Regions from separate parts of the Mus musculus genome. Here region 1 is linked to region 2. A link is a loop called in an ENCODE intact Hi-C map of the cell type or tissue named here. Cell type or tissue: heart. All regions are shown on one strand. Each heading gives the region's core, and the rest is flanking DNA. Links, peaks and the distances in the headings are about the cores only.

Region 1 (16,154 bases), core at 4,784-12,783, 110 kb after region 2:
TGTGTGTAGACCAGGCTGGTCTTGAACTCAAAGGTCTGTTTGCATTTGCCTCTTGTGCTACCATACCTAAAACTCAAATTTTCTTAGCAGTTTGTAAGTAAGTATTTATAGGTGAGAAAACTGACTTGGCTTTCCTGAAGTGTTTTGTTTGGTTTGGTTTTTGTTTTGTGTGTGTTGGAGTCTTAATTATGGCTTTAGAGTCCTCCTCCCTCTGCTTCTTGTAAATTGAGGTGGTCTTCTGTGATCCCTTTCACACAGGCGCTGACTTCCTGGTGACGGAGGTGGAGAATGGTGGCTCCTTGGGCAGCAAGAAGGGCGTGAACCTGCCGGGCGCTGCTGTGGATCTCCCCGCTGTGTCGGAAAAGGACATCCAGGACCTGAAGTTTGGGGTGGAGCAGGATGTGGACATGGTGTTTGCATCTTTCATCCGCAAGGCAGCCGACGTGCATGAAGTCAGGAAGGTGCTGGGAGAGAAGGGCAAGAACATCAAGATCATCAGCAAAATCGAGAACCATGAAGGCGTCCGCAGGTGAGTCCTGAGACCCTTCCATTGCCCAGCCCTTGAGAGGGGTGTGGCCATGGTGTGTCCTGGATACCTGCTCAGCAAAATACAGCCTGCTGGGATTGGTCCAGGCGGACATCTGAATCAGCATTAGGGAGGCCAAGTATTTTTAGTCATCATTTTGGGACCCGGCTGGATACTCAAGGGCCTCAGATGTCCATGCTAAAGCTTGAAGCCTTAGAAATCTTCTGGTCTGATAATGGTGCTGATGAGGAGTGGCCCATTCAGCTTCCCATAGAGAAGCATGATGCCTACGTAAATGGAAATTAATTAAGGTGGCATTCATAAGGATGAGTGGTTTATTGACAAATGTTCATACTTGGCTTTCTCCCTACTGCTTCCCCTAGAACTGCTTCTGTGGGTTACAGTGGGCTTGGCTCTGTGTCCTTTGTACTGGGCAACTGGGAGTCTCTTTCTATCTTGATAAGCCATAGGTGCTGATGGCCTTGGTATTTGGGGCTGGGGAGTGGGTCAGCTCAAAGGGCAGCAGTCAGTGCCCTTAGCTAAATGATGATCCACTTTGTAGAAGATCCACTGGCCTCATTCTGTCTTTGAAGTGTCGATTAGGGAAGTACAAAACGGGGTGGGGGGTGAGATGCAGACCAAAACCTCCCTGAAATATTTATTATGGTGTTTAAGAAGTCCAGCCAGTAAAATTGTTGTGCTGTGAGTATTATCATACTGTGCTGTGGATGCCCCCTCGCCTGTGTGCCCCTGGGTGTGACCTTTGAAAGCATCTCTGTCGGGATCCCAGGTACTTTGGTTGTGCTTCCTGTCCTCTATTATCTTTCTCTTCTTTACCAGGTTTGATGAGATCTTGGAGGCCAGTGATGGGATCATGGTGGCTCGTGGTGACCTGGGCATTGAGATTCCTGCAGAGAAGGTCTTCCTGGCTCAGAAGATGATGATCGGGCGATGCAACCGAGCTGGGAAGCCTGTCATCTGTGCCACACAGGCATGTGCTATTTCATTCCTTCTGCATTCTCCACCTAGGAGACCTGGCCTTGTCCTGTCCTTTGGGCACACATAGCTGTGATCTGTGCACCTGCACAATCTTAAGGGAATTATCTTGGCAATTATCACTGAAGATGGCCTAGGATCTCATTTAGTGATGGTCTTTTACCGAGAGCCCTTGTCTGTCCCCTCCTAGATGCTGGAGAGCATGATCAAGAAGCCACGCCCCACCCGTGCTGAAGGCAGTGATGTGGCCAATGCAGTCCTGGATGGAGCAGACTGCATCATGCTGTCTGGAGAAACAGCCAAGGGGGACTACCCTCTGGAGGCTGTTCGCATGCAGCACCTGGTAAGTCCTCCAAGCCTACCACCAAGGCCTCTGCATCACCCAGTCTTTTACCTCCCTCCGACCACGGCCAGAAGAGTGAGGTGTGTGGAGCATGCTCTGCTTCTTGATTTTCACGTTGTGCTCTCGCTGCCTGCGCCCCACCACGTTGTCCTGCTCTGGCGATTACCTTTTCCATTACGTAGGCCACATCTGGCTAAAATATTAAAGTCCTAGGACTTAGTCAAGGGATACCTTCCTCCCTCCTGAACACCCAGACGGCGGGGCGGCCTCTATTCTAAAGGAGCCAAGAGTGTGTATTCTTGGCTGTTCGCCTGGTTTGGCTTCTAATTTGATCTCTTGATGGTCCCATGAGCAGATGCTTCTCTGCACTGCAGGCTGTAGCCATACTAAGCTGCTTTGAGCTGGCCTTGCATGGTGCCTGTCACATGGGACGTCTCTTGCTATGCCAAACCCAATGTAGGGCTAGAAATAGCTCTGGGCGTGGGGAATGGGTGCTGAATTTAGCAGGTTCTGGACTGGAGATTATAAAGACTTTCTCTGGGCAAATCTATGCTCTTTTTGACTAAGTCTTCTGGTTTCAGTAAGATAGGGTCTGGAGGTCCAGCATTCAGAGCCTGAGGCAGGAAGATAGCTTGAGGCTAGGCTGGGCTAGAATAAGGCATTATCTTACAGAAACAACAGACTTCCAGCTGACCTGACTCCTGCTGACTGTGATGGGTGAGGACCCAGAACTTCCTGAGCAGAGCAGTTAGCTAGGGCGCCAGTTAGGACCTTTCCTTGCCTCATGAAAGCATTGTTGGCTAACTTTCTTGGAGCTTTTCTATTCCCTTTTCGGCCAGCAAAGAACCACTGTTCTTTTTGTGTCTCCAGTTTCCAATAAGCCCCCAAACTGAAAGAAAAAAAAGCCCCCTTCAGGATTAGACATCTTACCTTGCTTCATTTGTGTACAGCTGTTAAGTAGATTCCATGATCTACCCATGGTTTATCTGAATTGTAGCTGTAGCCAGATGTGTGCCTATATTGAAACAGACCAGCCGTTTTGTAGAAGCTTGAACTCAGCTTGTCTCAGCTGGTCACCTCCTGATCTGATTGGTATTGGGAGCTGATCTTCACAGCTTCTCAGTAGCTAGCATGCAGACATTCCTTCTCCAGCAGTCTGTGTGCCTTCCTGATCTACACCAAACCCCCTTCTTTTCTAGTCACCTGCTTAGTTGTCTTATCACCTCAGAGTGGTCAGGAACAAGACCAGGTAGTCTAAACCATGCAGTCACATACATGGATTTATCTTTGTATAGCTCTGGGTGACTTATATGACCGCAAGACCTTGCCCAAGGTGGCATTTGATGAGATTAATTATAATTAATTAGTCATAACATTAAACAATTTACTGCCATAATGAAATGTTAGATAACCCTCTGGGCTCATTGATGTAATCTTTGCATTCTCATTTTCTTTTTAAAGGGAATCACATGTGATAGTGTGTTTGAGCACAGATTTGCTATCCTCATAGGGCCAGCCAGCTGTCTGTTTGCACCCTGCTGTAGCAGGTGTGGGCAGAGTAGGAGTTAGTTCTCATGTCCTGCCCTCTCTCATGCCCTGCCCTTTCCTATGAACAGACACCTTAGAACCTCGAGGCTGGGATTGCATGGCCCTGCTCAGAAGATGAGTCACAGAGTCCGGGTTAGACTGTGGCTGCCCCTTCAGGGGGTGCAAGCTTCTCTCTCATCAGTTAACACTCAGGATAGCTTCTCCCCTTCATCTGTTCGCTGCCTCCTCCTCTGTCTAACTGATATAGTTCATGACCTGTAATTAAGAGCTAGACATCCCAGCTATGGTCGTTTCCTGTTCATGTCCTTTGGGCTGCATGCATTCCATTTATTTGTAACTAAAAGAATACTTTCCACTTGCAAATCTGCTAATACTACCAATAAATGTGAGTTATTGGTTTTACATCTTCTCTATACTAAAATACTTGGGATTGCACTCTCTAAAACTTAGATTTTCATTCTAATGCCTGGTTTTACTTGAACAGATAGTCTATATATAACACATTTGCTGTTTTGTAACAGTTTTAATTGCTAAGTTTTAATTGGTGTCTTAAGGCATGCATGCTTTCTCAGGCATCTGCCTCTTCACACGGCTGTCCACTGTGTTCAAGTGAGCCAGAGTTGGCCACTGTTCTGTTTAGAACTGGCGCACCATGTAACTTTGGCTCTTTTGACCTTTGACCCCAGCTTTCAGAGCTGCCCAGATGTTTCTATTATAAACCAGGTGCAAGGACTCGCTCTTGTATGTAGGCTAAGCTAGATGTCTTGTAACCACACAGCCGTGTGTGGAGGGGAGGCCTAGTTCTTCCTGTAAGCTGTGTCATGAGGCAGTGTGGTCAAGTGGAAGTGTGGTTGGCTCCACCTTGGCATCTTTCCATGCCAAGGTCCTAGGGCCTAACAATATGTCCCTGTCTTAGCTTCAATCAAAAACAAAAGAAATTGATGGTGCCTGCCTGTTATCCTAGCACTTGGGAGGCTGAGGCAAAGAAAATAGTGATTTTTGAGGATAACTGTGGCAAGTTCAAGGCTGATAGGGGCTATGGTAAGATCCCATCTCAAACACATGGGGGTGAGTCCCATCTCATAAACACATGGGGATGGGGTTTTTTTTAAGAAACAAAGGGGAAAGTCCCAAAAGGATAATATCTTTCTAGAACGGAAGGAACTTTCCTTGTATTTGAACAGTAAGGGGAAAAGGAGCAGCCCAAAATCCCACGCAACCATTCCAGGAGCATATGGGCTTTGACCACCCTGCCTCTGCATCTGCCTCTGCATGAAGAAAAGATTAAACCTAAACCTAAGGGTGCCTTCCTTCCTCTCTGATGTAGTTCCCTGTCTTTCCATGTGTTGTCTCTCTTGTTTTTGCCTTTATCCCTCTTCCTTATCCCTCCTACCCTAAACCTTACAGATAGCTCGGGAGGCTGAGGCAGCCATGTTCCACCGTCTGCTGTTTGAAGAGCTTGTGCGAGCCTCCAGTCACTCCACAGACCTCATGGAGGCCATGGCCATGGGCAGCGTGGAGGCCTCTTATAAGTGTTTAGCAGCAGCTTTGATAGTTCTCACGGAGTCTGGCAGGTAGGGCCCTAAGGGCAGGTATCATTATAGGATAACCAGCTTCTCGCGCAACTAGGTCCGCTATGTGCCTGAGCCTAGGCACAGCCTCTCTCCTTCAGGAAGACAGCCAAGGTCACCATAGGGCAGGACCAAAGGATTCCCTTGGGCACAGTGGAAGTCACAGCACCTGGTGCAGGATGGTTCCTGTGGAGTTTCTAATCTTGCTCAGTTCAGAACATGGAGTGGCTCACCTTCTCCTGGCCATTTTTGTGCCCAGGGACATGTTCCTTCCCAGTTGTCTGTGACTCCTTTCCTCCCTCTCCATTTGTGACAAAGCTCTGACAAAGCCCTGTCCCCCGTCCTCGTCCCTCTGGACGGATGTTGCTCCCCTAGATTGCCCGAGAGGCAGAGGCTGCCATCTACCACTTGCAGCTATTCGAGGAACTCCGCCGCCTGGCGCCCATTACCAGCGACCCCACAGAAGCTGCCGCCGTGGGTGCCGTGGAGGCCTCCTTCAAGTGCTGCAGTGGGGCCATTATCGTGCTCACCAAGTCTGGCAGGTAGGAGGCGGCAGTGGCTCCCTGGGGATGCCCACGCTCAGTTGACACCTCTCCTTGAGGATGCCAAGAGTGAGTGGCTCTGGGCCAGTTTAAGGCCCCTGGCTGCCACTAGAGGATTCCAGGCAGCACTCACAGATAGACCAAACCAACTGGCTGGCTCCAGTGCACGTTCAAAGCCTGCCTCACAGAGAGCTGGAACAAACACCCAGTTTCACCGTGATTAGTACTGTGGGGCCTTTTGACAGAACACTGCGTGGCAGCTGGGCATGGCGGAGCATGCCTCTAATCTCAGCACTTGGGCCAAAGAGGTAGGCGAATGTCTGGATTTGTAGCCTGTCTAGTCTACAAAGTGAGTTCCATCCAGGACAGAGCCCTACTCACAAAATAGCTCAGCTGGTAAAGTTGCTTGCTACACAAGCTTGACCCATATTTGGTCCCCAGAAACCATGGAGGACGGAGAAGGCTGGCCCTGGGTATGCGCAAGGGTACACACTTGGAGGGGTCTTGGTGGATAAAGGATTTGCACAATCATGACTATCTGAATTTGAATCTGGCACCTTAAAGGTTTTTTATTATTACTTTTTATTTTTTTAAAGTGCACACAGAGGTCACCAGGAAAGGTGGTCTGGCCTTTAGGAGCACTGTCAGTTCTTTCAGAGGCCCAACACCTGCCTATATATGGCAGCTCACAACTGTCTGACTCCAGTCCTGGGGAAATCTAATGCATGTGGTCAGAATACCCAGGCAGCTGTAGTGAATGTACGGTGGAGGGAGAGAGTGAGGTGCCCAGTGTCTATCTATCTATATAGCACAATAGATAGATAAAAAATACCCAAGTGTGGTGGTGTGTGCCTGTAGCCCCAGTGCTCATGGTGCAGAGGAAGAAAGAGCAAGTTGTATCACAGCCTAGCTACAGAAAGCCAAACACATGTAAAATCAGTGTGGAGGACTAGGCACTGGTCTGTCTCCCTAAGGCAGTGTTCATGAACTAAGTAGCAGAAAGCTACTTAGGCCTGGGCTGAGGATGGTGGCCTCTGTGTAAGCTTGGCCATGAATGTTGGTATGTAGCTGGAAGCCAGGGATGATGGGGTACTGAGAAATGGGGACACTAAAACTATCATTTTTAGTCCTGGAGTTTTGAAAGCTCTAAAATACAAGGTCTATGCTAATTCTGGGGTTTCTCTGAAGAGTTCCTGGTTCCAGCAGCTACCTCCTTCCTTCAAAGCCTATGTATGCAGGCTAGCATGAAGCTCTGCTGTGGAATTCCTCAGTCCCCCGTGCCTAGCTAATTGAGTAATCTGATAGAGATAGACACTATCATTTGTTACAGGTTGAGAATAGGGGTTCCCTACATTCCCAGGGGATCTTGAATGGCCAGATATTCCTCTTACCACACCTGATCACCACCCAGATTTCTTTTTCTTTCTTTTTTTTTTAAATTTATTTATTTATATGAGTACACGTACTTCAGACATACCAGAAGAGGACATTGGTATCGGATCCCATTACAGATGGTTGCTGGGATCCCATGTGGTTGCTGGGAATTGAACTCAGGCCCTCTGGAAGAGCAATCAGTGCTCTTAACTGCTGAGCTATCTCTCCAGCCCCCAGATTTCTTTTTCTTTCTTTTTTTTTTTAAAGATTGATTTATTATTATATCTAAGTACACTGTAGCTGTCTGCAGATGCACCAGAAGAGGGTGTCAGATTTCTTTATGGATAGTTGTGAGCCACCATGTGGTTGCCGGGACCTGAACTCAGGACCTTCTGAAGAGCAGTCAGTGCTCCCAACCACTGAGCTATCTCTCCAGCCCTACCACCCAGATTTCTAAAACCATAGAAATTCTGAGGTTTCTTTTAACATTAGCTGCTAGGACTCCCATAGGAGAACAGTATAGTGTTATGGTGAACATTGTTGGCTTCCAGGGCCTGGTAACTCTGCTGCTGTTCTTTGCAGAAGAAGTCAGGAGCTAGGCACATGGTACTTGGATTGTAAAAGTTGCTGGCAGCTACAGGAGTGGGTTCTGCTGAGATTGGGCCAAAGCTGCCTCACTGCCAGATGGAAGGGTTCATTTGTGGGAAGAATTCTACCAGCCATGCTCCTATAGGACTGCCCATACTGAGAGCAGGATAATCATCTTAGAAAAGACAGGACAGGTCTGAGGGGCAGGCCAGACCTTGAAACAGTTGTCAGTGGGCAAAGCCTGTGGTCCAGAGTTGAATTAGAGGGTATTACTTTTGGCTTAGGCTTACTGAAAGGGTCTTATGACATGTTTAACGGTCAGTCTTTCCAACCTGTTTCCATCTCAGGAGTGCTCACCAAGTGGCCAGGTACCGCCCTCGGGCTCCTATCATTGCCGTGACTCGAAATCCCCAGACTGCTCGCCAGGCCCATCTGTACCGTGGCATCTTCCCTGTGCTGTGTAAGGATGCCGTGCTGAATGCCTGGGCTGAGGATGTCGACCTTCGTGTAAACTTGGCCATGGATGTTGGTATGTAGCTGGAAACAAGGGAATGATGAAGTGCTAATAAATGGGGACCCTAAAACTACCACTTCCTGAAGTCATGGGCTGGGCCTATCTGTTTTATCACCCAGTTGTAAGATTAGCTGGAGCTACTGTCCTGAGCAGGGTGGGGTTAGAGGGTGGGGAACACAAGCTTTTGTGGCCTTATTCCTATATAGAGACAAGGAGGCAGCTGACCCTGACTCTCTAGAGTATAAACTGAATGGTGTCCAAAGGTCTCTGCATTCTGAGTTCAGCCTCAGCCCTTGTTTAGGCTAGGAGGCTTGCACCATCTTGTGGTGAGAAGAAGTAACTGTCAACCTGCTCCCCTACCCAGACGAGGATTATTAGGGCAGTTATCTGCACCTGCCTTGTTGGATTTGTGTCTGGGTTGGGAAAAGTGCCACTTTGTGTGATCAATTAGGACTGTGGGGCTTTGCAGTTTTCCTCAAGTGTATACCTCTACTCACCAACCTCCTTTTCCCCCCAGGCAAGGCCCGAGGCTTCTTCAAGAAGGGAGATGTGGTCATTGTGCTGACCGGGTGGCGCCCTGGCTCTGGATTCACCAACACCATGCGTGTAGTGCCTGTACCTTGATGGCCCTCTGGAGCCCCTCTTCTAGCCCCTGTCCCTTCCCCTCCCCTATCCTTTCCATTAGGCCAGCAACGCTTGTAGTGCTCACTCTGGGCCATAGTGTGGCGCTGGTGGGCTGGGACACCAGGGAAAATTAATGCCTCTAAAACATGCAATAGAGACCAGCTATTATTCAGGGCCCTACCTGAGCCAGGGGTGGAGGAGGAATGCAGGACTGGAAACCCTGACTTTATCACAGAAGGGCGGCAGCATCTCTGGGCTTTGCTTCTGTAGAAAGTTGTCAGAATTCCCAGCCCTAGCCTGGAGTCAGGAGACAGCAAAAGAGTAGGGGCTGAGGGTGTGGGGCCCAGGGTCCCAGTGTAGATGACGACTTCTGGCCCTGGCCCTGACCTGCTTTCCCAACAGCTTTGGCCTCCCCACTTCTTGTGCACTCCACTTCTGTCACTGCAGACACTCCACTCTCCACCTTGTATTCTGCAGAGTCTCCAGGCCTGTTGCTATAGTGCCCACCTGAATGTCAATAAACAGCAGCTGAAGCACCTGTGTTGTGTTTTGTTTTGTTTTTTTCCGGGGGTTGGTAGTGGTGGTCGAGCCCTGCCCTTTGAGCAATTGAGAATGACAACAGCCAGGAGGCCTGGCCTTGGGTGCTATGGATCCACCAGATAACCTTCAAGCACGGGACCACTGGAGACGCCGGAGACTGAATACTTTGGGAGTATATAAGTTGCCTCCTGCACCAAAGTGCGGCTGTGTATCGGGAAGCTGATCCGTTCTATTTCAGGGCAAATACTAGAAAAGTCTGGGACAGGTTCAGCTAGCACCTAGAATGGTCGAATAGTGGGCTGATCCCTGTGGTAGAGGCCTGTTGAGGGCGCTGTAGGATGAGTCCCTGATTGGATACTTCACAAAACCCTCAGCCTCCATAACAGTTAAGCACAAAGGGTCTCTTGTTTTCCTGTTGCCCTCAGGAATAAGGTACATAGAAACAAGGTGGGACCCTTGTCCCTGGCAACTCCCAACAGCCACCTAGTCAGAGGCTAAGGCCTCTGAAATTGAGATGTTGCAGCACCAAGAGCTCAGGTTAGGTAAGGAGGTTGGAAGGCGGAGTAGAATGAAGAGCCCTGAGGGAACATTTTGATATGAAGTCCCATAATTGAGGACCCAGGCCCTGGTTTCCTCGACCTCACAATTTTGAAGACCTACCTGCAGCTGGGACCCATCAGGGCGGTCTGGGAGCGGGGAAGGCTCCACCAATTGAGCCAGGCTCATTCTGCGCGAGCGGCCAATAGGCGTGTGGGGGCGGGCCTTTCCCGGGGTGGGCGGTCCCCGGAGGGCACTGGGTCTGGCGCACGGCCTCGGGCTCCCGGAGAAGGCGCTGCGATGACCGCCCTGAGCCGTAGCGAGCCTGTCGAGGCGGGCAGGTAAGGGAGGCGTCCCGGGGCTCCAGGTCCAGGAGGCTGCGACGAAGGGCAGGGCGACTCTGGGAATGCCGCGCCTAGGCGCCTTCTGCCTCCCGGCTGGGCACTTCCAACCGCAGAAATTTAGGCTTGGACCCTGCGCCTCCGCCCGGCTGTGAGGTGTGCGAGTCTGGTGCGATGTATCCGATGTGTCTTGGTGGCTTCAGGCGAGCGGAAGGCACGCTCCCTTCTGGAAATCACCTCGTGTCGGCCACCCTCGCGGTCCATTCATTTGTGTTTCATTCATTTCTCGCCATAACGACCCCCCAGTCCCGGTTGTCTCCACACACAGCCTGGCGCTTCCCTGTGGGCCTCTGCAAAATCAGCTCCTCTCCTCTCCTCTCCACTCCCAGCGGGATCTACTCTTAGGAGCACACTCGGCTGCTTCTGAGGCAACGTGGAGCTGTCCCAGCACGACTCGGCCGCACCCCGTGCGCCAGGCCCGGGCGGGCTGGGGCTGGTCTCCAAGCCCAGAGAGCTGGTTCAAAGTCGGCTTGGGAGGAAAGGAAAGTTCTTGCAGGTAGTGGAGAATAAGTGGGGGGAGAGAAGACAGGAGGCGGCATGGCAGATGACATCAAGAATGGTAACTGTGAGCTGGGAGGGTAGGTAGTGTTTACCTAGCATATATAAGGCCTTGGATTTGGTCCTTAGCACTGCATAAAACACATTGGTGATGCACATCTACAATTCCAGCACCGTATGCAAGATGGTTCATGCTTGCTAGCTCCTGGGAAGCTTACATGAGCTGAGATTCAGGGTCATCTTGGACTACATAATGATTTCAGGTCCAGCCCTGGGGAGTTAGGGAATTTAACTTTTGAAGTGGTGCAGATGAGATTATTTAGGGGGAAGATGCGGCCCGTTGATGAAACTGTAAATTCTTGCTCCCACCCAGCCCCAAACCTGCAGGATTGGACATCCCTGGCCAGCCAGGATGGATTGAGGTGGGGCAAATGTGATCTTGTTCCCACATCAACCTTGGTACATAGGGTGATGAGTTAGCACTCAGTCCTCTACGGGCTTGAGGGGGTGGGCTAGCTGTGATCAGCCTTTGTCTCTGGGTTTGCCTCCTTCAACGTACGTATCTGGTTGTGCAAAGGTGTCCTTCCACTCCTAAAGCTGGAAGACAAGAGTCTTGCCAGAAGAGATGGGTAGAGGGTATCGCTCGCCCTGTGGACTGCTCTTCAGTCTCCTCATAAGGCCAGTTAGACTGCAGCATAGAAAGGCATTCTTAGAGTAAAGGTTAGAGTTTGGCAGTCATTAAGGGTGTTCTTAGTGGGGACCTTGGGGCAAGTGAGCAGACCCAGTGGGCAAAGCTGACTGGTTTCACCCCAGCAATTCAGGAGGTGTCTGCTGGGGCCAAGTAGAAAAGGTTTTCTCAGCTTCCCAGAGGGCAAGAAGTTTCTAAATAGTCTGGAAAGGTCAGACTGAGCCTCATCCAGGCCTTACTGTTGGTGCTTGTTTTAAAATTTCAAAACTCGGGTTGGTCCTCAAAACTTTATCTGGGACTAGAAGTGAATATGTTAATTCATTTACTGGGGATGTTCTGGTGACCCCACTAGGGGTGAGGACACAGTATTCAGGGTGGTTTATGCCTGCTAGCCTCCAGGGAGCTAGCTTTCCCATGATCTGCTAGTGCTTGTCAAGGTGACTCCACCCAGCCCTTAAGCTGGCTAAGCTGTTGCTTTGGCTGCTGAGAGACACGTTCCCTATTTATAAGACTGACAGGAAGAGCTTCACTCTGAGAGTCAGAGATGAATTCAGATGCTCTTCCCACTTTGCTGCGACTTGGAGCAAATCACGTCTGTCTCAGAGCCTGCTTTACCACAAAGTAAGAAGAGATGTGACTTCGGCTCCCTAGAGACCGCCCCTCCACACAGTCAGTGGTTCTACCCAACGAGTTTCCACCTCCACTTCTGGAGATGCCTCGGTTCTTTTCATATTTTTCCCTTTGCTGTGACTTGTCTTGGGAGCCCATCAAATCACGAAGGGTGTAGCGTTCCACTTCCACTTCAGTGTCTAGTACTTGAGTCTGGATCCTGGAGAATGATGTGTTCATCCTTCTCTGAGAGGAGAAGACAGGTTTCCCTTAATTCCACAACGATCTTGGATACAGTGATGAGCCTGATAGCGGTCAGGCTTGGCCTCCGTACCTCTTCACATAGACTGTACGGCATCACTCTCTCGGCCCCTAGTCTCTAACCTGTAAGCTACGATTAATCCTCCTACCTGTTTATTAATGTAGGGATGGATGGGGATTAGGGCACATAGCCCCAAGAATGAGTTTCCTGAGGCTGGGGAGATGGCACAGTAGATAGTAACATCGTGGCTTAAGCATGAGGGCCTGAGTTCCAGCTGGGTGTAGCCAGTAGACGTGCAACCTCAGCACTATAGAAGGGAGAGAAAGAGACATCACTGAGCCACACTCCAGGCTAGGAAAGACCCCATCCCAAGGGACTGAAGAGAGTGGTGGAGCAGGACACCAGACATCCTCCTCTAGCCTCCTTGAATGTGCACAGATACTCACCTACCACACACACACACACGTGTGCACACATGCACGCACACACACACACACACACACACACACACACACACACACACACACATACACATGAGGAATGAGCTTCCTCCATGACTGAGAACAGTTTCCCCTACAGTGTACCTGCCTATGGTGGCAGTGTGCGTTATTCTTAAGCATATAAGCTTCAAAGGGACAAACTGCCTCCCCTCTCTTCTTTCTCCCACATCTACACATTTTTGTTAGTTGAGAAATTACTTGCCAGGCAGTGATGGTGCACGCCTTTAATCCCAGCACTTGGGAGGCGGAGGCAGGCAGATCTCTGAGTTTGAGGCCAGCCTGGTCTACAGAGTGAGATCCAGGACAGCCAGGGCTACACAGAGAAACCCTGTCTCGAAAAACAAAAAACAAACAAACAAACACACAAAAACCAAGAGAGAGAGAGACTTGGTTAGAATTTAGGCTTGGTTTAATACTTGTAGTAACTGAATCGGCCTTTCAGTCTTTGTTCTAAATTGGTATTTCCTCGATGATGTTTAAAATTACATTAGGCTACTACCTACCTATTTGCCTAGGATGCAGCTCTAAAGATCGGCTCCAGGGTTAGGCAAGCACACTACCATTAAGTCACAACCCCAACTCTTTCAGGGTTATTTAAAAATATATTTTTTACTATTTATTATTGATTTTTCAGACGGGACCTCATGTCACCAGGGCTAGTCTTATACTTCATATGGCACAAAAAAAAACCAACAACAACAACAAAAAACAACAAAAAACAAACTTGAGCTCTTTTTTAAAAAAAAAAAGAATTATTTATTTATTTTGTGTGAGTACACTGTAGCTGTTTTTGGACACACCAGAAGAGGGTATCAGATCCCATTACAGATGGTTGTGAGCCTCCATGTGGTTGCTGGGAATTGAACTCAGGACCTCTGGGAGAGCAGTCAGTGCTCTTAACTACTGAGCCATCTCTCCAGTCCCCCCAACACTGAGCTCTCTTTACTTTTCTATTCTCTTTTAGCATGTGTGCAGTCTCAGCTCTTGTGTGCATGGCACAGGCACAGAGGTCAAAGGAGAGTACCTACTTCCTAAGTGCTTAGATTAAAGGCATGCACCTCATACCTGCCAAAGGAACACTTTGGGGGAGTTTTCTCCTTTGCACCATAACTTCCAGGAACTGGACTGAAGTCATCGGGCTGGCAAGGCAGGCTCTCTGCCGGGGATCATCCCAGCTATCTCCCCAGCCTGACCCTGACCCTTGGTCCCTCACATCTGACTTCCCAGCTCTTTACATTTTTAAAATGGTTTTCATAAATTGCCCATGCTGTCCTCAAACTCTCAATCTCCCGAGGAGCTGAGATTCCATGCTTACATCACTAAGACCAGCTTGGAATTTTTTTTTAAGTGGAAATAAAAAGCACTTAAAATTTTTGTTTAAGTCTCCAGTGAAGTGCTTTCCTTTTTCATGTGCTGACATAGCCTATCAAAGGCTTAGCAAACAGTTGTCCAAACCCTTCTGGTATTTCATTTCCTTTCTTTCTTTCTTTCTTTCTTTCTTTCTTTCTTTCTTTCTTTCTTTCTTTCTTTCTTTCTTCCTTTTTTTTAAGAATTGTTTATTTAGTGTATGTATATGAGTACACTGTAGTTATCTTCAGGTACACCAGAAGAGGGCATCGGATCCCATCACAGATGGTTGTGAGCCACCATGTAGTTACTGGGATTTGAACTCAGGACCTCTGGAAGAGCAGTCAATGCTCTTAACCGCTGAGCCATCTCTCCAGTCCCCCTGATATTTCATCTCATCAATTCCCCTTTTTCTCCAACTGAAGGTTGGTGGCAACCTTGGTTTGCCTGGGCAAATGGCTGTCTCTGTCTGTAAGGCTGCTCCTTTCTATATTTTCAACTGTGTTGGAATGAACCAAGACGACTCAGAGCTTGCTAGTGATCACCTAGACCACACAGAACATTATTTACATTATTGTCATTATTGGAGCCTTTTTGTTTTTCTTTGGTGGTGCTGGAGAATCTAAATCAGGGACTCATACACACTCAGCATTCATTTTACAACTAAACTATGTCCCAAGCTCCAAAAATAACTTCTGAAACTTGAAGGGCTACTCAGAAACTTAATTTTATGGTAAGTCAGTGACATTCGGAATCACAAGGCTTCCTTTGCTACCAAAGAAATTGAAATTTTTTGTTCTGTGTTTAATTTTTTTTTTTAATTTTCATTTAAGAGTGTGTGTATATAAGAGAGATGGGGAGAGAGGGAGAGAGAGAGAGAGAGAGGAGAGAGAGAGAGTCACTATAGCCCAGATTGCCTTGAAATGGATTTCATGAGGTTCCTCTTATCTCAGCCACCCGACACTGAGATTACAGGTGTGAGTTGCAATGCCTGACTCCCACTTTGGTGGTGGTGGTCAGAATATTGATGGGGCTCAGCAGTTCAGAGCACTAGCTCTTCTTCCAGAGGACTCAGGCTTGCTACCGGCACCCAAGCGGTGGCTCACAAGCATCTGCAACTCCAGTTGCAGAAGATCTGATGCCATCTTCTCGCTTCTACAGACACCAGGCTTGCAAGGAGCGCATAGACAGACAAACTTACATACAAGCAAAACTTCTCACCTGGAAGGTGGATCTAGATCCCTGGGCAAGTAGGGAGGGTATTTGACATTTCAGGAAAACCCAATGTTTGGTTCTATCCCTTTGGGTCATGTGAGTAACCCCTGATGTTTATGCCACCTAGACTCATTTCATTAAAGAGCAAAAGGATCATGGATCTAATTCTGCAAGCCTTTTTTTCATTTGTCAGGTGGATTCTTTCTTTTCAAATAAGGGTTCCCTCTTTGATTACATGGCTACTCTGAGGACAGCTAGTACTGGGAATAAATACTTGGCTCTCTCTTTTTATGCACTCATTTTCAGGGGCTGGAGAGATGGCTCAGTGGTAAAAGCACTGGCTGCTCCTTCCAGAGGACCCAGGTTCAATTCCTAGCACCCATATGACAGCTCACAACCATCTGTACCTCCAGTTCCAGGGGCTCAGACACACTCACGCAGACATACAAACAGGCAAAACACCAATCCCCATAACATAAACCACAAATCATTAAAATAGATAAATAAAATCTCAAAGAATTATTTACTGATTTTCATAATTATAAGATGGGTCTCTAGTGTCCACCAGTGATTTGTGTTATTATGGCCTCGTAGACTTCAGCAGAGCGGGTAGATTGTAGTCTACTGTAAATAGAATTCTGATTGCTACTCATACTGTACCATCCTTCAAGACTGTGGATTAGTCTTTGTGCCATGACTATAGTTTTGATGCCTGCCTTCCTCCCTCCCTCATTTCCGGTAGGATTAGATGTTTTAGGCTTATTTGTGCATTTCCTTCTTTGGTTTCAGAATCAGCTACCTCTCTAAGACACGCTGTTCCCTTGCCTGGGAAGGGCACTTAGAGACCACAGTTGAAACCGAGTGTTTATTATTACTTATTTGTTTGTTTGTCTGTTTATCAGAATCATTTTGGGAGCCTGCATCTTGAATC
Region 2 (16,154 bases), core at 4,578-12,577:
TGGATACACTGGTAACCAGGCCTCCGGGCCTTCTTCATTTCATGCATAGGTCTGGGTAGTGGGGCATAATAGAGCTTTTCTATGTAACTCTGTGAGCCCCTGGGAAAAGTGTAGATGACTGCCTACTCTAGGATAAGATGGATTTGGATACAGTGTTGCTTATACTGTTTTGGGGGAATTGATTTCTCTGCCAGGCACAGCTGACTGCAGTTTAATTAAGTCAAGATTATAGGAAAGTTGCTGTAAAGCCTTTGCTGGGGAAGTTGCTAGCACTCCTGAATCTGATGTGCAGTTGTTCATCTACCACCTGGGGCTGCTTTTCCTTTATCCCTTTGGTGGAACTAAAGGAGCTGACATAGATGTTAGCCTTGACTTCTGTGAGTTAAGTTATGGGACAGCTGAGTTCCCAACAGACATCTCAGTCAGAAGGGAGGATGTGGAAATGTTGCTCTGAGATCCATGGGGACATAGAAAGCGAGAGGGTGCTGTAGTGCTACAGTCAAAATTCATCTGAAAGATGGCTCTGAAACATGCTTTGAGAAATATAAGTGCATTCCTGGAACTTGAGGAAGGTTGAGTTTTGCTTCTGTATGTAGATAGAGTAGTCTGCCCAGTATGGGGTTCTGATCTGTGCTCTGACCTCCAGGATGTCATGGCATACAATAAATTCAACGTGTTCCACTGGCACTTGGTGGACGACTCTTCCTTCCCATATGAGAGCTTCACTTTCCCAGAGCTCACCAGAAAGGTATGATTCACGTTACCCAAACATGGTCTTCAGGTTCTCAAGGGCAGTAGTTCTCAGCCTAACTAATCAGAAGGAAAGGGCAGCAGCTTTGAAGTCAAGACCCAAGGATTCAAGTCCTCACATTAATTTGTTTTATAACCTTCCGTGGCTAATATCTCCTGGTTTTGTTTTTTGATGTTATTTACATACATTCTGTTAAATGGGCATAATTCCTTCTTATTTATCTCATTAGCCTTAGATTGCTCAGATAAAGCAGTAGATGTTGTCCTGGGAAGATGAGGCAGTCTGCTGAACAACCTGAGGACTGGTGAGGGTGGGGGATGGGAGTGGGTACCTGGAGCCCAGTGCTGAGTTTCAGGTTCAGGTTCAGGTCTTAGTGTTCTGTTGCTGTGAAGAGACACCACGACCAAGGCAACTGTTATAAATGAAAGCATTTATTTGTTTGGTTTTTTGTTTGTTTGTTTTTGTTTTTTGTTTTTCGAGACAGGGTTTCTCTGTAGCCTTGGCTGTCCTGGAACTCACTCTGTAGACCTCGAACTCAGAAATCCGCCTGCCTCTGCCTCCCGAGTGCTGGGATTAAAGGCATGCGCCACCATGCCCGGCTAAATGAAAGCATTTAATTGGGGCTTGCGTACAGATGAAAGATTTAGTCCATTGTCATCATGCAGGTAGACGTGGTGGAGAAGTAGCTTGAGCGGTGTTCTTCTAGATATCTAGGCAGCATATCTATAGGAGAGTGAGCCACTGGGCCTGGCTTGAGCTTCCAAAACCTCAAAGCCCACCCTGCCCCCAGTGGCATACTTCCTCCAACAAGGCCACACCTACTCTAACAAGGTCACACCTCCTAATAGTTCCACTCTCTGGTAATCAAGCATTCAAATCTATGACTGTATGGGGGCCATTCTTATTCAAACCATTACAAATCCTATTTCAGAAAATAAAAGAAAGTTGTAGAGGAACACACACAATGGTGCTGCCGCATGCAGACATGCACACTCACCAAAAGAAAGCAGTAGATGTGATAACTTTGGGGAAATTTTATCATAGTTTTATCATAATAGACTCTTGAAGAAGTCACCAGTACACATGGGCTTCGGACGAGTGTTCTAAAATTCAGGGTGTTTGAATATCTTCTCTTCCCAGTAGCCACAGGAAATGAGATCCTGAAGCGTATCTTCTGCCTTTCAGGGGTCCTTCAACCCTGTCACTCACATCTACACAGCACAGGATGTGAAGGAGGTCATTGAATACGCAAGGCTTCGGGGTATCCGTGTGCTGGCAGAATTTGACACTCCTGGCCACACTTTGTCCTGGGGGCCAGGTAAGAATGGAGCTGCAGTTGGAGGCGTCTGCTAAAAGAGGGGCTCCAGGGCGTTGGTTCTTAGATGTCTTATATCTTGGCCTTGGCTCTTGAAAAAATGTTCTCCATCAACTCCTGCCTAGAGGGAGTTCCTTCCATAGGTAAAGCAAGAAAGTGGCTCAAGTGAGCCAGCTCCTGCTTCGGAAGTTACTCCTAAGGGTGTCTTGGCCCCAGAGTCTTCCTGCCTGGGCTGCTCCTAGGAAAAATTTAATTTATGCAGAGACTTTCACTAGTAAAATTATGGGCAGATGGGGCTGGAGAGATACGACTCAACAATTAAGAGAACTGGTTGCTCTTCCAGAAATCCTAGGTTCAATTCCTAGCACCAACCTGGCAGATAATAAATATCTGTAATAGTAGCCCTTTGGGATCTGATACCTTTTGGTGTGCAGATACACATACACAGATAAAACATCCATATACATAAAACAGATAAGCCTTAAAATTATGTATGTATGCATGTGTGTGTATGTATGTATGTGTTTGTGTATATAAGGGAAGAGGCCATGCATATTGATAGACATCTGTAAACCCAACACTTAGGAAACCACAAGAGGATCTAAAATTTAATGCCAGCCTGAGGCATAAGTGATTCAGGCTTCTGCCTTCTGCCTCCCACCCCCCTCCCCTGCTCCCCCCCTCCCAACAAAAGCAAAAGTGTTTCCCAGACATTGCTGTAGGTTTTTTATACCTTAAAGTAGATACTGAGGAGTTTGACCCCTAGGGTAGAATTTGTATGAAAGAAGATGGGGGATTGGGGGTGGCACACACCTTTATCCCAGCATCAGGCAAATCACTGAGTTCAAGGCCAGCCTGGTCTAGAGTGAGTTCCATGATACCCAGGGCTACACAGTGAAATCCTCTCTGAAAAAAACAAAACAAACAAAGCAAAATAAAAAACAAAGAAGAAGTTGAAGCTAGTCTTTGGAGATCACCATTGCATGATCATTTTTGCTGCTCAGTCACTTGCTTCTGTATCCAGGAACCCCGAGTGAACCCTAGATGACACCTTTGGGAAGACTGGAATAGGCTGCCTCCTGGCCCAGACACAGCCCTCGGGGAATGTGGAAATGGGCAGCAGGCGCTAGAGTGGAGGGGCTGTCAGTGGGTGCTGACACGCTGTCTCCTTAGCCCTGAGGGGCTGGGTGGTTTATGCTGGAAAATGTGTGTGGGGTAAGATCGTACACATCGGCATTCATTGCCAGTAGCCCAGCCTCAGTCTCTGATGGTAGATATATCTGTATTTACTTAATTGTGACTAAACAGGTTGTTACTGATGCTTGTGAGTACCCAGCACTGCACGTGTGGATGAACAGTCATCTACTCTATCTAGGGCCTACTGTGCAGGAGTATCCATGGGCAGGTGTATGTGTAACACTCGTGGGTTCTCTGTTAACTTAGGTGCCCCTGGGTTATTAACACCTTGCTACTCTGGGTCTCATCTCTCTGGCACATTTGGACCGGTGAACCCCAGTCTCAACAGCACCTATGACTTCATGAGCACACTCTTCCTGGAGATCAGCTCAGTCTTCCCGGACTTTTATCTCCACCTGGGAGGGGATGAAGTCGACTTCACCTGCTGGTAGGAGCCTTTGGACTTCACGCACCAGCCTGCGGGTGGGTTACTCAGCACTATGGGCCTGCTGCTGCTACTTACGGGCTCACCTCTAAGGGAGCCATGTCTCAGCCCAGAGAGGCCCTATATGAGGAGCAAGACTGTTGGTTTGAACTCCTCCTCCTCCTCCCTCACATCCTGGGATATTTATGGATATCCTCATTCTGAGCCTAGAACTGTCTTGGAAAAATGGAGGATAAAGAAAAACAGTCCCCACTTAAGAAGGCTTAAAATAGTCCAATCAAGAGTCTAGTGCAAGCTAGAGAGCACTTACTGATGTATATCAGAGGACTGAGGAATAAGATTTGGATTCCCACCCAGCACCCATATTGGGCAGCTCATGAATGCCTGTGACAAGACCTAGTTAATGTTAAGTCATAAAGCTCAAACTCTCAGATCTACAGCGGCCAAAAGGGGCCAAGGGGCTTCTGAGCAGTGGGCCCCAGAGTTAGGTGTGAGGAAAGTTTGTCTTTTGGGAACATGATGAGAAAGGCATGGACGCAAACACAGGCACTGTAGGTTAAGGAATCTGCAGCAGGTCAGAGATCATAGGCTTGCGAGACTAGTGTGATCCAGAGAGCAAATGGAAGGCGCGTTCTCCCTGAGAGCGCGGGTCTGAGACTCCTCAAGATCAGGCCTCTTTCTTTCTTAGCCTGTGTCTGTTCTCCAGTCTTACCTGGCTACAAGTTGGCTGGAGACCTTGGGCTGTCTCGGGTGGTTTGATATTTTAGGTGGAAGGGGCAGGTTGCAGGGGGCTGGATGCCTAACCTGAAGGTTGTCATGGCTACAGGATGCTGGAAGAGCTAATCACCACTCTTTTCTGGCTTCCCAGGAAGTCCAACCCCAACATCCAGGCCTTCATGAAGAAAAAGGGCTTTACTGACTTCAAGCAGCTGGAGTCCTTCTACATCCAGACGTGAGGAAGGAAGGAGGGCGGGCGGGCGTGTTAGGGATCACCTTCTATGGGGAATGGTGTCTGCTCTCAGTACCAAAGTCAGTCCCGAGGACCATTCCCTGCTCCCTAAGGGTCCCTTTGTCCTATCTGTTCAGGTTTAGAGTGGTCAGGTGGTAGATCTACCCAGAGATGCTCATGTCCAGTCAGGGCTAGGCCCTGCCAGGCTCAGCGCCTGGAGGGCTGGCACACACAGCCGAGTGACACCTTGCTGATGCTCCTCTCCTCTCCAGGCTGCTGGACATCGTCTCTGATTATGACAAGGGCTATGTGGTGTGGCAGGAGGTATTTGATAATAAAGTGAAGGTGAGCAGGGGCAGAGAAGAGAAAGCACCCATCTCAATCTCCCGGGCCTCCCTGACCGCTCTAGGGACCAATCATGTTGCCAAATAGGCTCTACGGTCCGAGAGCTGGGCGGCATCTCTTTAGCTCTCTAGAAGAGCTACAAAAGTGTGGCCGCTGGAGTTTAGGTCAGAACCTCGTATCTAATTGTGGATTCCTGAGGCTTTGTGTGCTGTGCTTTCCTTCTGAATCATAGACTTAGATCCTCTGTTTCTTTGGACCCCACTGCCATTCCCCTCAGCTCTCAACCAGTAATTACTTCTTCTATATAGACAGGGAAGCTACGGTGGGTCTGGGAGGGGAGCAGCAGGGGGCTCTGTTAAGTAGTGAGCACCTCAGCTCAGAAGCATCCTTTGCTGCTGGGAAGCTGGGAGCTCTCCGTGGCCTGGGTACCATGCGTAAGAATGAACCTCGAGTCTTCTGAACTCTGTACCATGACTGCCCTTTGACCTTTCGTGACAGGTTCGGCCAGATACAATCATACAGGTGTGGCGGGAAGAAATGCCAGTAGAGTACATGTTGGAGATGCAAGATATCACCAGGGCTGGCTTCCGGGCCCTGCTGTCTGCTCCCTGGTACCTGAACCGTGTAAAGTATGGCCCTGACTGGAAGGACATGTACAAAGTGGAGCCCCTGGCGTTTCATGGTGAGAGCAGGGTGCTTTGTTGGCTGGGCTGAGATCCAGGCTAGGCGTTAAGAGGGGCAAGGAACACATTGCAATTTAGGAAATGAGATGGCCTTTCTGAGGAGAAGGCCGCACTGGAAGGATAGTTGGAGGAGAGCCTCACCACCATGGTCTGTTGTTTTATTTTCCTTCAGGTACGCCTGAACAGAAGGCTCTGGTCATTGGAGGGGAGGCCTGTATGTGGGGAGAGTATGTGGACAGCACCAACCTGGTCCCCAGACTCTGGTAAGGATTTTGGGGTGAGGCCAGGAAGGTAGGGTAGGGGGTGCAGAGGCTAGGCTTGCGGTAAGGCTTGTGCCTCACAGTCTCTGTCCCTTCCAGCTCCCCAGTGCTACACCCGTGAGGGAGGCTCTGAGACGATGCTTCTCTTTGCCTGGGATGCTCACGTCCCATGTGGCTTCTGTGTGTGCGTCCAATAAAGCATTATGTGTGCAGGAGAATGGCCATTGTCTCCACTTCACAAGTTCCGTAAAGAACCCAGGGGTACTTGCTTGGGATGAGAGTAAAGGCATTTTCTCGGCAACCTCCCCAAATACAGTGGGGTATACCACGTTAACTTTCAGCTGACATGCCCTAAGGATTACCCTTATTCTTATGTCTCTGGGAGAGGAGGAGCTTGGAATCACTGTCTGTATGCTGATGCGGATGGTTTTAATGAGGGTGCAACTGAGCCCTGGAACTGCCTTAGAGCGCCCATCTGGTTGTCAACTTTGAACAAGGCATCATTTACGGCTGAGCTAGTTTGGGAAGGAAGACACACAGGGCGCAATCTTCTGTCTCCTCCCTCCTGTAGGCCCAGAGCGGGTGCCGTCGCTGAGAGACTGTGGAGCAGTAACCTGACAACTAATATAGACTTTGCCTTTAAACGTTTGTCGCATTTCCGTTGTGAGCTGGTGAGGTAAGCGGGCTCTGGGCAGATCTAAGAAGAAAGGAGTAAGAGCCAAAACTTTAGAAGTTTTTGTGCTAGGTACTGTCTAAGAATACTCCATCCTGTAGAATTTGTATCACAGCCCATAGGTGGGAACATTTTGTCTCCATTTTAGGAGTATACAGCCCCTGAGTACTTTATTAAAAATCGGCAGGAAGCAGGATTTGAACCTGTAAGCTTTGACTGACTCATGAATACCTGTACTCCCTTGACTGTGGCTTGTGTAAGCAGTCATTTGATAGAAACATAGCCTAGTGCAGAGCAGACATGGCTGAGAGCCCTCTGTCGTGAGCTCTAAGACACTGGGTAATTGAAGTGGCATTTTGTTTATCTCCAAGCATGTTGGGTTGGTTTGTGTTGTTGTTGTTGTTGTTGTTGTTGTTGTTGTTGTTGTTGTTGTGATAATGGAGGTGTGCTTAGCGGTTCCCTAAAGGTCAGTTCTTAGGGCTTCTGAGCCTTAGCTCGAGGACAGGGTTTAATCCCCAGCTCAGTCCTTTCCACTGCTGTGCTTATTGAATATTAGAAGCAGGAGTGGACATCTGAGTGGGCCAAGAGCATCAGACATCCCTCAGGCTCTGTCCTCTTTTCCAAAGTAACTGAATTCTGGTGGGGGAGTAGAGACCTGCACGATAGAAAGAGTGCCCTCATTGAGAATCTTGGAGGGAGGTCTCCAAGTAACTTGGGTACAGTAATATTTTGAGATTCACTGAAATGGGAAGGAGGCTCTTGGTTATTGTGGAGATGGTGTTGCCATGGTCCAAGGCCAAATAATTCATCTTCCATTTCTTTATGTTCTCTTCCAGGAGAGGAATCCAGGCCCAGCCCATCAGTGTAGGCTACTGTGAGCAGGAGTTTGAGCAGACTTGAGCCACCAGTGCTGAACACCCAGGAGGTTGCTGTCCTTTGAGTCAGCTGCGCTGAGCACCCAGGAGGGTGCTGGCCTTAAGAGAGCAGGTCCCGGGGCAGGGCTAATCTTTCACTGCCTCCCGGCCAGGGGAGAGCACCCCTTGCCCGTGTGCCCCTGTGACTACAGAGAAGGAGGCTGGTGCTGGCACTGGTGTTCAATAAAGATCTATGTGGCATTTTCTCTAATGAGTTTGGGTTGCTTGTGTAAAAAGAAAAAACGAATGAATGGCCCTCAGGTCACCACCGGTTACACTCAGGACCCTCTCCTGGATTGTACAGGTTAAAGGCAGTGAGTGCTTCACCAGTTCTCCCACATGTCTGTCCTCAGAAAGGACACTTCATTTTGTGTCCCTTCCAAGGCTTCTGTCTGTGGAAGAAGATGCTGTGGGAGCTTAGGGGAGCTCCAGACTCAGCCTGGTCCCAGTGGTCACTTCCCTTGAGCCTCTGCTCCACTCTCCTCCTGGGTTCTTAAATTTCCTTGACCCCGCTATTTGTGTACTGTTGAGCAGATACTGTGGTTCAGGCACCGGGATAAAGTCTTTTGATTTTATCACATGAGGCAAGAATTTCATGTGAGCCAGGCTAGCCTTGAACTTGATGTATATATTGGCCTTGAAATTTCTGAGCCTTCTGCCTCCCAAATTCTGAGATTACCACACACCAGCAGTCACAGCAAGGTGTTGAATTTGAAGGACCTGTTTCTGAGGGGTCTGGACAAATCCAAAGTAGTGCAGCCGGTTTCCCACTCCTCCCTCCCGGTTGTCAGCCCATAGCATCTTGTGAATGACACAGCTGATTTGGAAAGTGAAGCCCTGGGGACTGAGCCCCGGATGAGGGTGTGACCTGGTATCCTCTAAGATGAACTGTCTTAGAGAACTGTCAAGCTGTGGATGCAGCCTGCCCCCTGCTGGTTGCAGGTCCCTTAGCCTGGTCTGCAGAGGCAAGGAAGAGGTTCCAGGTATCAGCTTACAGCATTCTGGGTACTGAAGCTTTTGAAAGGCAGGGCCAGATATCTTGGTCCTTAACTGCTACTCTTCAGTCCCTCAGGCAGGTTCTTTGGGGACCGGATTGGCCATTATGATTTGCCTCTGTCGTGCCATTTCTACAGGAATAGAGTGACTACCTTCTGCTAGAGCAAAATTCTTAAGGAATTTAAGTCCCACCTAGCCAAGCCCGAGTTCTAGCCTGGAACCATAATCTAAGCCTTTACCTCTACATCAAAAGAATTCTTTCATCTGTTATTCAGAAGCCTGAGGGTGCTTGCTAGTGAGGACTCTGCAGAAATGGACCAATACTGGCAGGAATGAAAGTTATATAGATACTTGACACCCTCTCTGAGTATCCCCCCTTTCCATACTTTAGACTTTATGTGTCTGAGTGTTTTGCTCACATGTATATCTGAATCCTGTGTTCTGGAACTGGAGTGATGGACAATTATGAATCAACTATAGCAACTATGCGAGTCTTCTTTGAGGACAGGAGTTTTCTTAACCTGGAGCCACCTCTACGCCCCACCCCACTACACACACACACACACACACACATCTTTTTTTTTTTTTTTTTTTTTTTTTTTTTTTTTTTTGCTTTTCTAAGTCAAAAGTCTCAGCATGTAGCCTTGGCTGGCTTGGACCTCATAGAAATCTGTCTCTGTCTCCTGAATGCTGTGATTAAATGTGTGCCTCACCCATCCCACCCACCCCTAGCCAGGTATCGGTTTCTTGAGACAATTCACCCCAAACTGGGAGCCCTCCATGTGCCATGCTGGAAGGACAGCTGAGGCCTCTTTGTTGCACACTGAATAAATCTGTGATTTACTGCTGTTTGACTGAGCCCTGTTAGTCTGCCAGCCCCCAGACTCTTCACCTGACAACTATAACAGAAACATTGTCGATAGACTTTAAATGCCCCTGACCTCTCCCAGGACATCTTGGGCGTTCCCAATGTTCAGGAAAAGAGCAAGCACTGATCTGAGTCAGTGAGGGAAGAAGCCACAAAAATAGGTCTTAGAACTAAGTTTCTGTGACTATACTCAACGAAACATTTTCTTTCTTTTTTTTTTTTTTCCAGAGCTGAGGACCCGAACCCAGGGCCTTGAGCTTGTTAGGCAAGTGCTCTACCACTGAGCCAAATCCCCAGCCCCGAAACATTTTCTGTAATGTTATTACCATTTTTTTTTTTTAAAAATGGTAGTAACCTGGTCAAGACAAGACAGCAAGTGCTTTTCTCCAGCCACCCACCGATGTTTGTGTTCTGTGACCATGAGGTCATTAACCTGAAGACTGTCAGATCTCAAACTGCCCATAGGCCAGGAACAAGGTTCACAGCCAGGCACCCAATGTGTACAGTGCACAGAATCAGGCTTGCTAGGGTTCTCGATGCACCACCAGGGGGCAGAGAAGTACCCATTTTGCCCCTGGCGCTCCTCTGAATAGGAGGAAGTGCAGGACCCATAGGAATTAAAAGGAAGCAGAGCGTGTGTGGCCCCCCTTTCCTTGACATGAGCGGATGCTGAGTGGCCAGCAGTACACCTTCCAAGACTATGATTAACTGGTGTCCCCGATGACTTCAAGTGCACATCAATGGATGGTTGTAGGGATAACACATCAGGGCTTAGGGGTCCAGGTGCCACTACGGCACTAAGAATGCTGTGGTGGTGTCGGGGAACTTCGGGACCATTGAAGTGAGGAAGGTCAATAACTGGGAAGGTAAGGATAATGTGTTCTATGTTCATATGAGACATGTGAGTCCCCATCTAATATCCCTAACACCGATGAGGTCTGTCCACGTAATTCTTATCAGTACCTTGTGAGGTTAACCTGACCCATAATCTAGATTCAGGGTCTGATGACCTGGCATGATGAGTGTGTGTTTGTTTGTTCTACTCTGAAAATAAGAATTAGGAGCTTTGTTAAGTAAAATTGTTTTCCTTTACTAATAAACTCTAAAAGGTTGAAAATTAGCATCCTTTTCTATACTGCTATTAACACAGGATTATAATATCTCAACAATTATTTGCTTCCATTCATGGTAACCAGTTGAACCCAAGAGTTTATGCCTATTAAGTGCTCTGCCACCAAGCTACATCCGCAGCCCAGGATAGATAGCTTTAAGAAGAAGAAACACAGGACTGTTGAGATGGCTCACCAGGTAAAGGTGCTGAGCCCAAGTTGTTCCTTGACTTCTTATAAGTTCTGTGGATCATGAGCATGCATGCATGCACATACATGTGTACAACACACAATGCCATAAACTTTAAAAAAATAGGTATGTCTTTCAATCCTATTCCCTTCTCCAAAGTTACCTTCCATAATTTAATTTAAATCACATTTTTCTACAGTGTCTGATACTTAATTGTGATTTATTTCCTTTTTTTTTAATTTAAGCTGGGTGGTGCACACCTTTAATCCCCATGCTTGGGAGGCAGAGACAGGCAGATCTCTGAATTCCAAGTCAGCCTGGTCTACAGAGGAAGTTCCAGGACAGCCTGGGCTACACAAAGAAAACATGTCTCAAAAAAGAAATTTTTTTTTAATTTGAGACAAGATGTGATATAACCTAGGCTACCCTTAATTCACTATTTGAAATCCTGACTTCATCCCTGAATATTTCGAGTGCTGGGATTACAGGCATGCATCACCACATCCATCTATTAATAAATTGCCTATGGATCACTTTATTGCAGTTTACAGGAGGGGTGCTTAGAAACTACAGAAGGGTATAAAAGAGGAGGCAGAGCTGTTGACAGGCAGACACTGAAGGAAGGTAGAGTGTGTTCCACTTGGCTAAATGTGAGAATGAGAGCGGGTAGTCAGTTACCTGAATACTCTATCCTAATAAAGGATTGTTGGATGGAGAAATTTGGAGGGCACTGCTGATGTTTATCTAGTCTCTGTAAGTCAGAATTCTTGGACAGTCAGCTGGGCAACAAAGTGCTTTGTCGCTCCTCTGTGTTGGCCATGTCAAATGTGTAGAGTACTCGGCAATGATATTGGGTTTAGGATGTAACTTAGTGGTAGGGCACTTGCCTGGTGTGTAGGTAGGAGAGGCCCACCCACCACTCCATCCCATGTCATCCCGTTTTTGGTGTTGGCGTCACCATTATCTTCACTGGGCTCCTTACTTTTCCTCTTAGGGTTAACAGCCTGACAAAAGTATCCTATGGAAGGAAGGGGTGTTGTGGCGCATAGTTTGAGGTTACAGTTTATTGTGGTGAGGAAGTCACATTTGTAGAAACTTGAGGCAGCTGGCCACATTGCATTTGCAATGAGGATGCTAAGAGGGAGAATGCTAGTAGTGCTTAGCTTGCTTTCAAGTTTATGGGGCCCAGGGCTTCAGCCCTCCAAATGATGGCACCTACGTTTATGGTGGATCTTCCCACTGCAATTGACCTAACCAAGGTGTCCTTCACAGATGTTCCCAGAAGCTAATGCAGGCTAGATAATCACCGACACATACACCCAGGGCTGGGTTTAGATCCTGCCAAGTCGACAACCATCACAGGGACAGATAGAAAGGTTTTGTGGCTCAGTATGATTATACAGATAGTTGGAGTCTGAATTTGCTTAGAGAATGAAGCTCCAAGCTCAACCCTACCTTTTGCTATGCCACCACTGGCCACTACATTAGATGTCTTCTTTTTTGGACACACACACGACACACTCATGATGCCGGTTAGTCTGTTAGATCTTGGTTTGAGCCAAGTTTTCTGTTCATCCATGACAGGGTCTCATGGATCCCAGAATGCTCTCAAACTCACTATGCAGCAGAGGAGCCCTTTGAACTTCTGGTCCTCTGTATCTTGTATGCTGGGATCCCAGTTGTGAACCACCATGCTCAGTTTGTGCAACTCTAGGGAGTTGAATGTATGGCATTTTACCAAGTTAACCCCTAGCTTCCCTCAACCACCACACACATCCCATCTTTCTCTAATGGAGTTAAAGGCTCTCAGCTCAGGTTTTCTTGTTGGCACTAACTTGTTTTCACTTTTCCCTTCCCATCATGCCCAGGACACTGTAGTTTGGTTTTAGCCCCATCCAGAGCCTTTCTAAGCAAGACTGGGATGAGCTGCATGTTAAAGCCAGGACACATTGAAGTAGTAAGCTATGTATCCTGTGACCTGGTTCTGAACTTTGAATCTTTTTACTTCTCCCTCTTGAAAATCTCCCTTGCCAGATTTCTGTGAAATTCTTCCTGCCGCCCTCCAGCAAGCACTCTTTAGCTATGTCCACCCAACAATGCTGGAACTGGGAGCTGGGGGCTGGGGGCTGGGGGCTGGGGGCTGGGAGCTGGGAGCTGGGAGCCTTCCTCCCTCTGCCCCTCCCTCCTCACTTTCCTCCCTCTTTCCTTCTTTTTATTAATCCTCAAAATGGGAGGAGCCGCCAAATCATCATTGTCAAATTAAAGCAATTAACTGATTGATTAATTAATTAGTTAATTAATTAAAACAAGCTGCCTCCCCTTAAGGCAGGGTTTGAGAGGTCAGCATTGGATATGAGGAAGACAAGGCTTTTCTAGCTTAGGGGTAGGGGTTCCAAATGGGAGAAAATAGGTGGGGTTATAGGAGCAGGACAAACAGGTTAGTCCTAATGACCTCTTGAAACCAAGGCATGGTTGCAAGGTGGTGGAACAAAGTAGTCATAGTCCTGACAAGGTAGTCAGTAGGTGGCCATATAACCTTTTGAAACAGACACATCATTGCCATTTCTGGAATATGAAGTACAGAACTATTTGTGGTTAGGTTACAGGTGGGGCATAGCCCAATCCTTGAAAAAGAGAAGTTTAAGCATAAACAAGAATGAAGTTAGTTTGATTTTTACTATAAGATGGCTTTTGAGCCTACGATGGAGGCAAGCTGGTTCTTCATCTCCCTTCCTCAGAGCTCACTATGTAGCCCAGGTGATGCTTGAATTCAGAGCAATGCTCCTGAGTTAGCCTATGGGTGCTGGACTTCCAGGCATGAAATCCTCGGTTTCCCCCTCTCCTCCTCCTCTCTGTAGTGTCGAGAATTAAATCCGGAGTTCTGCTTAGGCTGAGCAGGTACTCCTCTGCGGCGTTACAGACTCTTTTTTTTTTTTTTTTTTGTACACAGCCTTTGTTTTTCTTCAACGTAATATTATTCATATGTAAACAAGTCCTTAGTGCCTTACTTTTTCTTATAAATGTTTGTATGTGTTTCTATATAATGTCATATGTAGGTTTATCCACAAAGACATACATACATGTCCACATGTCCATGTCCTCTGAATTCCCTATCCCTTGACTGTCCCTCACACATCTTCACAGCTCTCCACTTCAGTATTACACAATTCCACCAGTGCTTACAGGTGAAATCTAGGAGGCCGGGCAGTGGTGGCGTAAACCTTTAATCCCAGCACTTGGGAGGCAGAGGCAGGCAGATCACTGAGTCCGAGGCAGACTCCAGCTGCAAAGTGAATTCCAGGACAGCCAGGATCACACAGGGAAACCCAGTGTTGAGAAATGGAAAAAAAGAAAAAGAAAAAGAAAGAAATCAATCTAGGAATCCTGTTTAACTTTTTTCTATTCCAATCTTTGTCCATATGTGCTCATTCTACATCAACAGTTCTTAGGTCCATTTATCTCTGTTTACACTGCTCCATCTTTGTTCAGGCTTGGCACACTTAGAATCGCATCCTAGTCGATGCACTTGACTTGATTTTTCCAGAAAAATAATTTTTAAAAATTGTAATTATGTATATGTGTTGTTTATGTATTTGAATATAGGTGACCATAGATGCCAGAAGAGAGAGCATTAGATGCTCTAAAAAGGAGTTACAGGAAGTCGTGTGCTTCCTAACGTGAGGTAAGATCTGACGCGGATCTTCTGGAACTGCCCTCACCACTGAGACATCTCTCCACTCTGAGTTTCTTTTAGGTTTTTAAACGCATTTGACTGCTAGATCTCTCAGCATGGAAGTCCAGCTTCCTGCTTCTAAAGGAGCCATGTCTTGAAGTGCCATCTCCTATCGCTCTACCTGTATTATCTACAAAGAAAGAGACTTGGCTCAAGCAAAAGAGGTGATACTTCCTGACCATGTACAAACATTTCCATAAATGCAAATGTCTGAGTTATGTAAGTCTAGATAAACATCAGTGCACCTCATGTGACAGAAGTAGGCCTTACACGTTCCAAAGAATAAACCTCATGAAGATAAAGGGAGCCACAAGTGCAGAAACACCCCTGTAACTTCAATATTTGGGAGGTGACAGAGGCAGGAGGCCCTGAAGTTCAGACATCCTTGCCTATATAATGAGTTTGAAGTCAGCCTGGACTACATCAGACCCTGTCTCAAAACAAACAAGAACTCCCCAGAGCAGAACTTTATGGGAAAACTTATTAAATGTTTGGAAAGATATAAGAAGACCCATATATAGGTATATGGCATGATCATGGATTAGAAGTTTCAATATTCCAAGAGATTAATATGGTCTATAGTGTCAATGTGATTCCAAATGAAATCCATTTTTTTGAGATAAGGTCTTACTATGTGTCCCTAGCTGTTCTGGAACTACCTATGTAGACCAGACTGGCCTCTAACGCACAGAGATCCACTTACCTCTGTCTCTCAAGTGTTGGGATTAGAGGTGTGCACCACCAAACCCAGTGAAGCCCGTTTTTTGTTTGTTTGTTTACATATTGCATTAGTGGAATTCAAAACAAGAGCCTTGTACCTGCTAAACAAGCAGTCTACCATGGAGGTACACTTTTTTTTTTTTTAAGATTTATTTATTATATGTAAGTACACTGTAGTTGTCTTCAGATACACCAGAAGAGGGCATCAGATCTCATTATGAGTGGTTGTGAGCCACCATGTGGTTGCTGGGATTTGAACTTCGGACCTTCGAAAGAGCAGTCGGGTGCCCTTACCCACTGAGCCATCTCACCAGCCCCGGAGGTACACTTTTAAGACCTCAGTTTTTATTTATTTTTTAATTTCTATTTATTTATTTTGTTTTTTTAAGACAGGGTTTTTCTGTATAATCCTGTCTGTCCTGGAACTCTCTCTGTAGACCAGGCTGGCCTCTGCCTCCTGAGGGTTGAGATTAAGGCACACATGGTCTGTGGCACCATGCTAGGCTAATATCCCAATTTTTAAATTGTTGAATTTGGAAAGGATTTTAAAGTAACTGAAAGAATAAAAATCCAAGAGTAACAAACTTTTTTTTTTCTTTTGTTTTTCTGTTTTTTCGAGACAGGGTTTCTCTGTGTAGCCCTGGCTGTCCTGGAACTCACTTTGTAGACCAGGCTGGCCTCGAACTCAGAAATCTGCCTGCCTCTGCCTCCCAAGTGCTGGGATTAAAGGTGTGCGCCACCACTGCCTGGTCCATTATCTATTCTTAAAGGGCAATACACACATTAATTTTGTGGAATATTACCACGACAATACCAGATGTCAAGAGTCATTATGAAACCAGGTATGGTACATGCCTACAATCCCAGCACTTAGAAGGTGGAGGCAGAAGAATTAAGAGGTCAAGGCCAGCCTTTGAAGTATCACCTCTTTCTTTCCACCCAGCCATTGGCCACTGGCATCTTTATCAATAGATCAATAGGGCTGGTGAGATGGCTCAGTGGGTAAGAGCACCCGACTGCTCTTCCG

The links. Hi-C counts contacts between places; a loop is a spot of excess contacts. Peaks named below come from ENCODE experiments on the same cell type or tissue, not always from the same donor. Only the 100,000 strongest peaks of a DNase experiment are listed, where the experiment ranks them.
Region 1: it touches region 2 in a loop (7-fold over the local background); 8 of 42 quality-filtered maps call a loop at or near these places.

What each region holds. Positions count from the first base shown.
Region 1 is chr9:59,670,209-59,686,362 of GRCm38, forward strand. Pkm (pyruvate kinase, muscle) reads left to right here. Exons shown (of 11, transcript NM_011099.4): 6 at 259-529; 7 at 1,367-1,517; 8 at 1,713-1,865; 9 at 5,360-5,526; 10 at 7,836-8,017; 11 at 8,520-9,164. The coding sequence ends at 8,626. Gramd2 (GRAM domain containing 2) reads left to right here and starts at 9,946. Exons shown (of 12, transcript NM_001379375.1): 1 at 9,946-10,044. The coding sequence starts at 10,004. In heart, for the core only: CTCF peaks have their summits at 5,594 and 8,331 (motif pointing left); DNase peaks (open chromatin) are centred at 5,603, 8,373 and 9,913; H3K4me3 peaks cover 929 bases; H3K27ac peaks cover 807 bases; H3K27me3 peaks cover 2,111 bases.
Region 2 is chr9:59,557,388-59,573,541 of GRCm38, forward strand. Hexa (hexosaminidase A) reads left to right here. Exons shown (of 14, transcript NM_010421.5): 5 at 1-11; 6 at 647-748; 7 at 1,937-2,069; 8 at 3,510-3,690; 9 at 4,556-4,639; 10 at 4,909-4,981; 11 at 5,480-5,663; 12 at 5,837-5,927; 13 at 6,496-6,600; 14 at 7,434-7,722. The coding sequence ends at 7,497. Among named protein-coding and RNA genes, the nearest start is that of Celf6, 13 kb to the right of the region's middle. In heart, for the core only: CTCF peaks have their summits at 8,443 (motif pointing left) and 9,911 (motif pointing right); DNase peaks (open chromatin) are centred at 8,374 and 9,994.